Linked DNA regions of Homo sapiens: region 2 is linked to region 1. A link is an interaction called in ENCODE POLR2A ChIA-PET data of the cell type or tissue named here. Cell type or tissue: OCI-LY7. All regions are shown on one strand.

The links. Peaks named below come from ENCODE experiments on the same cell type or tissue, not always from the same donor. Only the 100,000 strongest peaks of a DNase experiment are listed, where the experiment ranks them.
Region 2: POLR2A ChIA-PET joins it to region 1 with 6 read pairs; 2 of 35 experiments call an interaction of 5 or more read pairs at or near these places.

The regions. Positions count from the first base shown.
Region 1 is chr1:26,124,101-26,129,100 of GRCh38, forward strand. PDIK1L (PDLIM1 interacting kinase 1 like) reads left to right here. Exons shown (of 3, transcript NM_152835.5): 3 at 1-1,455. Among named protein-coding and RNA genes, the nearest start is that of PDIK1L, 15 kb to the left of the region's middle. RefSeq lists a silencer at 4,558-4,852. In OCI-LY7, no CTCF peak of the experiment used is centred here; a DNase peak (open chromatin) is centred at 2,481; H3K4me3 peaks cover 1,024 bases; H3K27ac peaks cover 2,023 bases.
Region 2 is chr1:26,682,719-26,687,718 of GRCh38, forward strand. No RefSeq gene overlaps it. Among named protein-coding and RNA genes, the nearest start is that of ARID1A, 11 kb to the right of the region's middle. In OCI-LY7, no CTCF peak of the experiment used is centred here; no DNase peak of the experiment used is centred here.

The sequences.
Region 1 (5,000 bases):
TTTTTTGAACTTCCACAATTTTTGGAATATGTCATAATTTTTTTCCCTGTTTCAAATGTGTTCAGAGGAAATAGAATGTAAAACATCACAAAAAAAATTGCAGTACATAAAATTTCTGGACTATGTTAGTTACTTGATCTGGAAGTTTAAAATTTGGACTAAAAGGTTTTATTGAAATAAAGCCTCTTAAAATGAAAAATCATATACTTTTAACATCACTTTTAAGCTAATAAATATAAGAATTCTTTTGGAAATTAGAGGTGGAAACACACTGGAACCTCATGATAATTGACCCTCTGGATCACCAGATTAGTTTAATTTAACAGATATGTCCAAGGAAGTTGAGCTATAGGGAGTAAGAAAAAGCATCATGATAACGTCTAGTCAATAACATGGCACTTCAGCAGAGATTCATAGATGATGGTATGCCCATGCATCATTTGCTCTTCAAATATCTATGTGCTTGGAGCCACAGTTTCCTAAGCGCATAGTTTTTGGTCCTGCCTCATGTAAAATAGTTAATGATTATCATTTACTTGGAAAGATTTTACCTGTGAAGTGAAATTCTTTCATTGGGGGTAAGGGTATGAGGTGATCAGGAAGTTTCTTCTGGAATTTTATCAAGTCCTTGTATTCTAAAATAGCCAAGCAAAATGATAGTAAATTCTTTGTCTTTGTTCTTTCAGTCAGAGGTATTTATTAAGTACCTACTGTGTGCTCAGCACTAAAGGTTTGTTGATAAAATGACAATTAAAAAATGGCATTTAGCCAAAGGCCTTTTCAGCCAGGAGTAAGAAAAGATGGTTAGTGATATTTGGAAATACCTGGATATTTGCTAGAGGAAAAATGAAAGCAAAACTTCGTACACAGTGCCTTGCCCATAATAGGTACTCAATAAGCAATTGTTCCTCATAGAGTCTTTTGCCATGATTTATGGTGTTTTTTGAAATTTGTCTTAATTGAAAAAAGACCAAATATTTCAAATGAGCTTATAGGCAGCTGTGGCCAGTGAAAATATGGGGTTGTACAGTTAGTTCCTAGAATGTTATTTTGCACTAGTTGTCACTTAGAAAGATGGGGTTCCTGTAGATTTTTTGGTGCTAAGGGATACTTTGTCATTATGATGAAGTAAGTGTTAAGTGTCAGATAAATAGCACACAGAATAGTTCTTTCTGCTGGTCTGTTTTTTCTCTTCGTTGTTGTTGTTTTTAATTGTAAATTGTTATCAATCAAACTATTGTAGCAGCTACAAAGTAATTCACCAGCATGACAAAATGGTCAAAAAATAAGTCATCAGCACTTAAGAAATGAAAGCAACTTTTGAAATTTTCTGTTAAAATTGTCAAATATATTTTATGAAGAATTTATAAAAGGGGAAAATGATTGTAATTTATTGTTCATGACTTTTTTTTTTAAATAAAGTGAGTTTCAACAAAAAAAAAACTGAAAATTCTACATTGCTGCTTTAGTGGCTCTGTGAGTAGTTCTGTAGTACTTTACTTCATGAGCATAAAATAGAAGGTATAAAATCTGAAACAATGTATTTTTCAGACTTACCTTTTAAATGATTCTGAAATAGAAGTGATTGCCAAGGAAAAGATGATTGAATTATAGGAGTTTCAGCATTTCAAGTTCTCTGAAATTTTAGTGCTGTCTTGCTGTATTTGCTTTGCACACAAGAAGAACTCGTATTGCCAGAGATGAAATTTTTTATTCATTTATCCTTCTGTTTCATTAAGCTGAGGATGCAGCTCAGACTCAGCATAATATATATTAAATAAATGAGAGGATGCAGTTTTTCAATCTATAACTTGAGACGATGGTTTAATTTTCTATTAAAAATTTGGGCCCACTTTTTTATGTTTATCATTTCTGCCTGAAGATACAGTCTATTTAGTGGTCCAATGGAACAGCAGAGGAGAATATGGAAGACAGAAAACAACTCTACATGTGACCTAGTGAAAGTAGGCATCAAGAATTGTGGCTTCAAAAATCAAACCAAAAAAATAGGGGAAAAAAAAAGAATTGTAGCTTCCTACTCTTCTGCTTTCCCTTGGTATAACCTTTATAGACAGGCAAATTTTGCTTTCTAGAGATTGTTTTTAATTGAAGCTTTAAATATTTGTATTTACTAGCATTTTGTAATCCTTTGCAGTTTACAAAGCACCTTCACATGGTTTTTACGTATCTTTTTCACTGAGTTTTACTTAAAATAGGGGCTGATTTCCTGATGAAATTAACAGTAATTACACCAGTTACTGAGATGATGACAAAAGGTTTTACCTTAAGACAGGGTTTTGGTGCCTAATCTCTGACTCCAGTTGGAGTTTTCTCTGACAACGAAGCTTTATCTTTCTCACTGATGTAATGACACTTGGTTGTTTTGGTCTTTTCTTTAAATTCAAATGTTGCTCTCTTTGCCAACCAATCATAGACATCCTGTAAAGTGCAGTGTAATGACAGACGGTTGGTTTGTGGTTAGATAATAACTCCCACTTGAGAAAACCTACAAGGCTGCCACACCTCTTGAAGGCCAAGTGCGTCTTTTAAAGGCAGTACTTTCACCTTTGCAATCATTTTTCATTGCACAGAAGGAAATTGAGAAAAAAAAAAAGCTTGGGCTTTGACTTTACTCTTTTATTTCCTGTTCAGCCCAGTATTTCAAGCTCAGCTTGTTCTGAGCAGAAGTTGGGCAACTTGATATTACCAAAGGCATCCTGGTCTAGCAGAAAAAGCCCAGGCTTTGGAGTAGCAGATGTTGTGTGGTAGCTCATGCCTGTAATCCCAGCACTCTGGGAGGCCGAGGTAGGTGGATCACCTGAGGTCAGGAGTTCGCGACCAGCCTGGGCAACATGGTGAAACCCCATCACTATTTTTAAAAATACAAAAATTAGCTGGGTGTGGTGGCGGGTGCCTGTAATCCCAGCTACTTGGGCGGCTGAGGCAGGAGAATCGCTTGAACCCAGGAGGCAGAGGCTTCAGTGAGCCGAGACCGCACCATTGCACTTCAGCCTGGGCAATGAGCGAAACTCCATCTTAAAAAAAGAAAAAATTCATCAAGCTGCACTTAAAATGTTTACATTTTTCTCTAGGTATGTTATACTTCAAGAAAAATTTTATTTTTAAAAAATGTGCATTGGGGCTACTGGTGACAGCTATTATCAGGCAGAAGGAAAGGACACAGACTTTGAAAATAGACTCTTTACCTTTCTGTTACTAGCTGTGTGACTTTCATGAGTTCCCTAGCCCCTCAAATTCAGTTTCCCACATGTTTAAGCAGAGACAGTACCTGACTCAGAGCGCTGTGAAGATAAAAGGAGCCAATGCATGTAGAAATGCGTGGCATGCTCAGGAAATGTCAGTGCTTCCCGTTCACCCGGGAGGACTCCTAGGAAATGACTCTGAGCTGCCTTTACTGCTAATTTGTACTGCTGATAGGGAGCACGTTGATTGGTTTGTTTAATTTAGCTTACATTTTTACCACAATTATTAGAGAAATACATTCGGTTATGGTGATGTCCTGCGTGTCTCTTTGCCCTGCAGCCCTATTTAAGAACAAGGATAGTTCAATAAAAATCCCCTCAGCCCAGTTTTCTTTCCTCCTTCTACTTGCTGATCACATGATTGATAGTAATTCAGGATGTTTACTGTCTCTTTCACATAGACTACCATGCGTGGAAATTAGGAAAGTAGTAATAAGTACCAAATACTAGAATGACATGCCATTTCTCCTGGCTTTAGGTAGAAGGCAGGGAGCGTTTACTGACGTGATTTGAGAAGCAACAGTAGAAGCACAGCTGTGAGGGCGGCGTGGAGCAGGGCAGCAATGGCTAGAACTTGGAAGTTGGAATTACAGTAGACTCAGTGTTTCTCAACTCTGGCTACTTGTTACAATTTTAACCTGAGGAGGGCAAAAGCAAGCAAAAATCCTGATGACTTCTGCTTCTGGCCATTATGGAGTAACAGGGTTCTATTCCTGCCATAAACAACTCAAATGTCAGACACTGGGAAACTAGCAGTGCACGACAGCAATCCCTGGGAGAAAAGGATCAAATGGGGTGAGCCCTGTGGTTGCCCCAACTTGGAGGGAATCTTTAGGCTGCTGTACAGGGAATAAGTACCTAAACAAGGTTCAACAGTCTCCCTGAGTTGAGGAGACAGAATTTAGGGTTCAGGGAGCACAAGCCAGCTAGGATTCATGGGGCAGAGTATCAGAGAGAGAGAGAGAGACAGATGGTAACAAAGAATTCCAGACCTTGTTGTTTATTTTTTTTCTTTTCTTTTTTGTCCTGTTTTTTATTTGTCGGTGAGAGTTCCAGACCTTTGCAGAAAGTTTTTTTCAAGACATCAGCTGAGGCAGGGCCAGGTAACTCACATCTGTAATCCCAGTACTTTAAGAGGCCAAGCCAGAATGATCACTTGAGCCCAAGAGTTGGAGACCAGCCTAGGCAACATGGTGAAACCCTGTCTCTACAAAAAATAAAATAAAATTATCCAGGTGTGATGGTGTTTGCCTATAGTCCCAGCTACTTGGAGGCTGAGTTGGGAGAATCACCTGAACCCAGGAAAGTCAAGGCTGCAGTGAGCTGGAATCACCACGCTGCACTCCACCCTGGGCGGCAGAGCAAGACCTGCCTTAAAGAAAACATACACACTCACACACACACTCTCTCTCTCTCTCTCTCTCACACACACACACACACTCACACACTCACATTCACACACACAGTATCAGCTAAGTACTAATCAGTCATGCTTATGAAGAAACTATCAGACCTGAATGCAGGAAAGATCCCCTGAAAGGATTAGGCAGAACAATCCTGGAGCTCACACAGGACCAAGAATAATTGATATTTCCACCAGCCAGAACAGAAAGACCTTCTTCCAATATACAGAGCATCACAGAAGAGTATTGTCTCAGTAGTGAGGCCAAGGCTAACAGCTATTCTGGACCTGTCTATCCAAGCTTAAAAGTAAGTCTTGAAAGGTACACAGACAAA
Region 2 (5,000 bases), 560 kb after region 1:
CTCCTCAATAGCTCCCCATGGAAGAAGGATTCCTAGTACTGTACATCACTGGCACACAACTTGGTCTGGAGTGAGGACTGTGGCTTCCTTCTTGAGGCACTCTGACCCAGGAGATTCACAGACTGGAGCACCAGGTGATCACCCAGGCACCTTGTCCTCCCATGTAATACTTGAGCTAGTCTCCTCTGAGTGTTATAATGACAGACCCAAGAGGCTGCCCAATTTGTTTGCTTTCATTTTGTTTTTATATTCTTTCAACTTTTAGGCTGACCTTATCTCCCTGATTTTCCTCGTCTAGGGAAGAAAATGTGACATATACTGTCACAGGCAAGTTTCTAGCACACCATACCATGTTAGTGAAATGTGCTTCTTCCTTTTTTTTTTTTTTTTTTTTTGAGATGGAGTCCTGCTTTGTCACCGAGGCTGGAGTGCAATGGCCTGATCTCAGCTCACTGCAAACTCCACCTCCCAGGTTCAAGCTATTCTCCTGCCTCAGCCTCCTGAGTAGCTGGGACTACAGGTGCGCTCCACCATGCCTAGCTAATTTTTTAGTAGAGATGGGGTTTCACCATGTTAGCCAGGATGATCCACCCGCCTCAGCCTCCCAAAGTGCTGGGATTACAGGGGCGAGCCACCATGCCCAGCCTGCTTCTTCCTTTTTTCAATTTTTTTTTTTTTTTTTTTGGAGACGAGTCTCACTCTGTTGCCCAGGCTGGAGTGCAGTGGCACAATCTCAGTTCACTGCAACCTCTGCCTCCTGGGCTCAAGTGATCCTCCTGCCTCAGCCTCCTGAGTAGCTGGGACTACAGGCACATGCCACCATGCCTGGCTAATTTTTGTATTTTTGATACAGACGGGTTTTTTCACCATGTTGCCCAGGCTGGTCTCGAACTCCTGGACTCAAGTGATCCTACACCGTCAGCCTCCCAAAGTGCTGGGATTACAGGTGTGAGCCACCATGCTGGACCTTGCTTTTTCCTTTTAAAATAATTTTTCAATATACTTTTATAAATTTGACCTCTTGCCAACAACTTTCTATTACTGTGTACCCAGCACTACCCATATGAATGCCTAAGCAGTATAGAACTTAAGAATTTGTTTTCTTCTCTTTTCTAAATTATTAGGAGTCTAATGCTGTCAACTGGTAAATGTTTTGAGTTTAAGGTAAACATCACATAGTTAACAAATACTTTTACAAATGCTATAACAGACAATTGGGTTTGGGGCCAGGCATGGTGGCTCACACTTCCAATCCCAGCACTTTGGGAGGCTCAGGCGGGCGGGTCGCTTGAGCCCAGGAGTTCGAGGCCAGCCAGGGCAACAGGGCAAAAACCTGTCTCCACCAAAAATACAAAAATTAGCTGGGCGTGGTGGTGTACACCTGTAGTCCCAGCTACTAGGAGGCTGAAGTGAGAGGATCGCTTGAGCCCAGGAGTTTGAGGCCAGCCAGGGCAACATGGCAAAAACCCATCTCCAGCAAAAATACAAAAGTTAGCCAGGTGTGGTGGTGTACACTTGTAGTCCCAGCTACTAGGAGGCTGAGGTGGGAGGGTTGCTGAGCCCAGGAGGTAGAGCCTTCAGTGAGCTGAGATCACGCCACTGCACTCCAGCCTAGGTGACAGAGTGAGACCCCATGTCAATTTAAAAAAAAAAAGAAAAAAAAAAAGAAATAAAAAGAAAATTGAGTTTGGAGATGCCATTTTTTAAAAACTTTTTTTTTTTTTTTGAGATAGAGTCCCTCTCTATCACCCAGGCTGGAGGGCAGTGGCGCAATCTTGGCTCACTGCAACTCCACCTCCCGAGTTCAAGTGATTCTCCTGCCTCAGCCTCCCAAGTAGCTGGGACTACAGGCGCATGACACCACACCCGGCTAATTTTTGTATTTTTGGGAGAGATGGGTTTTGCCGTGTTTGCCAGGCTGGTCTTGAACTCCTGACCTCACGTGATCCTCCCACCTCGGCCTCCCAAGTGCTGGGATTACAGGCATGAGCCACTGCGCCTGCCCTAAAATCTTTTTTTTTTTTAAATAGAGAATTCTGTTGAACACATATTTTCAAACTTGAAAAATAAAACAAGGGGTCTACATAGTCAATGCAGCTTTGAATATTTAAAATTTCTTCAGGTAACTGTTCTGCTTTGTGTCGCTGCTAGGTGAGGCACTCAAAAAGGCTGAACTGAAGGAACGAACTAGCTGAAAGGGACAGCCACACTTTCATGGAGTGAGGAAGTGCTGGTTGCCAGTCTGGGACTTCCCAGGTCACTAATTTTGAAACCCACCAAACACTGATCTAATGATCAAATTCTAGTCTTTCAGTAGCAAGGATTGAAAGATTGGAAGACTTTATTCTGTTTCCTCATTGGAAGACTTTATTCTGTTTCCTCACCTAGCACCAGGATTCTGTTGGGGAGTTCCAATGAAAGGGACTCTAAGTGGGGCTTGCTCTTTCCTTTCTCATCTGTCCAATTAAGGAAATTATTTGATTTGGCGCATCTTAGCCATTCATTTTGGTGGACAGATGTTTCTCTTGCTACAAAGACCAAGGACCATTCTAAACCCAGACTTAGCTGAATCAGTAGAACAAATATCTTATGATTCCACATAGCTGCCTTAGGAGCACTGGGTTTCAAAACCATGCAGGAATCCTTGGCATGAGCACTGTTATGTACAGGAGCCTGAGTTTGAGAGCATACGGTGTGGTATAAATTTTACATTGTGTACATTTTTGTGCTATTTAGTCCAAGTATAATCACCCAGTGTGAGAGCCTAAGTGACCCTGAGACAAAAAAAAAAAAAAAAGGAAAAGTCCCAGCGCAGTGGCTCATGCCTGTGATTCCCAGAACTTTGGGAGGCCAAGGCAGGCGGATCATGAGGTCAGGAGTTTGAGAGAAGCCTGGCCAACATGGTGAAACCCCATCTCTACTAAAAATACAAAAATTAGCCGGGCACGGTGGAGGTTGCAGTGAGCCGAGATCGCGCCACTGCACTCCAGCCTGGGCAACGGAGCAAAACTCCCTCTCAAAAAAAAAAAAGAAAGAAAAACAAAAAAGAGAAGAGCGAGAAGGAAAGGGAAGAGCAGAAGAAAAGGATAAGTTACTTTAATTATCTTATCCTCTACAAGAAAAAAATGACTAATGTGTGAACCTGAGTATCAGAGTAGTAATAATGTTGATATTAATACCTTTGATAATTATACCAGTGACCTCAAAGTACAAAAAAAACCTCATTATTTTCCTTGTACTCACCAAAACCTCTTTAAGTTCCCATAAAATAGGAGTTGCCATGTCTTCAGTTTTTCCTTGTTTTTCTTCTCTTTGTTCATGGGCTTTCTTGGAAAATGAGGGTTTTGTTTTGTTTTGTTTTGTTTTCAGACTGAGTCTTGCTGTGTCACCCTGGCTGGAGTGCAGTGGTGCGATCTTGCCTCACTGCAACCTCCTCCTCCCGGGTTCAAACAATTCTCATGCCTCAGCCTCCCAAATAGCTGGGATTACAGGTGCCTGCCACCAAGCCCAGCTAATTTTTGTATTTTTAGTAGAGACGGGTGTTCACCATGTTGGCCAGGCTAGTCTTGAACTCCTGACATCAAGTGATCAGCCCGCCTCAGCCTCCCAAAGTGCTGGGATTACAGGTGTGAGCCACCGGGCCTGGCCTGTTTTTGTTTTAAAGATGACATCTCCATGTGTTGCCCAGGAGTGTGGTAGCTATTCACAGGCACAATTATAGCGAACTGTAGCCTTGGATTCCAGGCCCCAGGAAATACTCCCACCTCAGCCTCCCGAGTAGCCACTGTACCTGACAAAATGAGGGATCTTGATCTGAGTGCTAGGAACTTATAAACAAATATTGAATCCAACAGGCTTGTACTATTTTGGAGGTATGTTTTTCCTTTTAAGTAGATATCAGCTTATAATGTACTTTATGGGAGGTACAACAGTAGTGTATACTCAATGTTGTATATCATAGTAGAGTAATTATAAGAGGATCTCCCATTTATAGTAAACTGAATGAAAGGATTGACATCCCAAACCAAAAAGTGGAAAATGGCAAACTGGTTTCAAAATATCATAGTGAAGAGATGGCTATTCTACTGGAGGGGACCCTCTGCTCTGATGCTTCTAAGCAGACATAGTCCTTATAACTGGATTTTGTGAGTCTATTTGAAATCCTGGTTATTACAGTTTATGAATGGATACAGCCATTTGGAAACCTGACTTAGAATGAAAGTCTAGACATTTGTCTCAAAAGTAGAGCTAGCTCTCAAACTATATGCTCCTTGCTTTGAATACTGAGTAGGGCATAAGCCTTTAACTTTCCTTTCCTCATCTCCTACTCCCACTCACTTCCAAGAAGAACACCTCTGTAGAGTTTTCATCTGTCTTTGTAGTACTCCATTCCTGTAAATTCCTTCTCCACGTTTTTGCTATTTCATTTAGTTTGGAAAATGGCAGTGTGGAATATGTTTGGTATAACCTTAATCCTGGCCAGCGTCTCTGATCCCTAAAAAAAAAAGTATACATACATATATATATATATAAAAATATATATATATTTAGAGAGAGAGCGAGTGTGTGTTTTCTGGGGTTAAAAACACAGAAGTAAAAACCTTAAACACAATAGAAAACAAACCTCCCTTATTATCCAGGTCCCCTGCATATTTTTAGTTGTTTAGAAAATGTTTCTCCTGGGTCGGGCATGGTGGCTCATGCCTGTAATCCCAGCACTTTGGGAGGCCAAGGCGGGTGGATTACCTGAGGTTGGGAGTTCGAGACCAGCCTGACCAACATGGAGAAACCCCCGTCTCTACTAAAAATACAAAAATTAGCCTGGCGGGGTGGCGCATGCCTGTAATCCCAGCTACTTGGGAGGCTGAGGCAGGAGAATCGCTTGAACCTGGGAAGTGGAGGTTGTCGTGATCCAAGATCGGGCCATTGCACTCCAGCCTGGGCAACAAGAGTGAAACTCCATTTCAAAAAACAGAAAAAAAGAAAATGTTTCTCCTGTT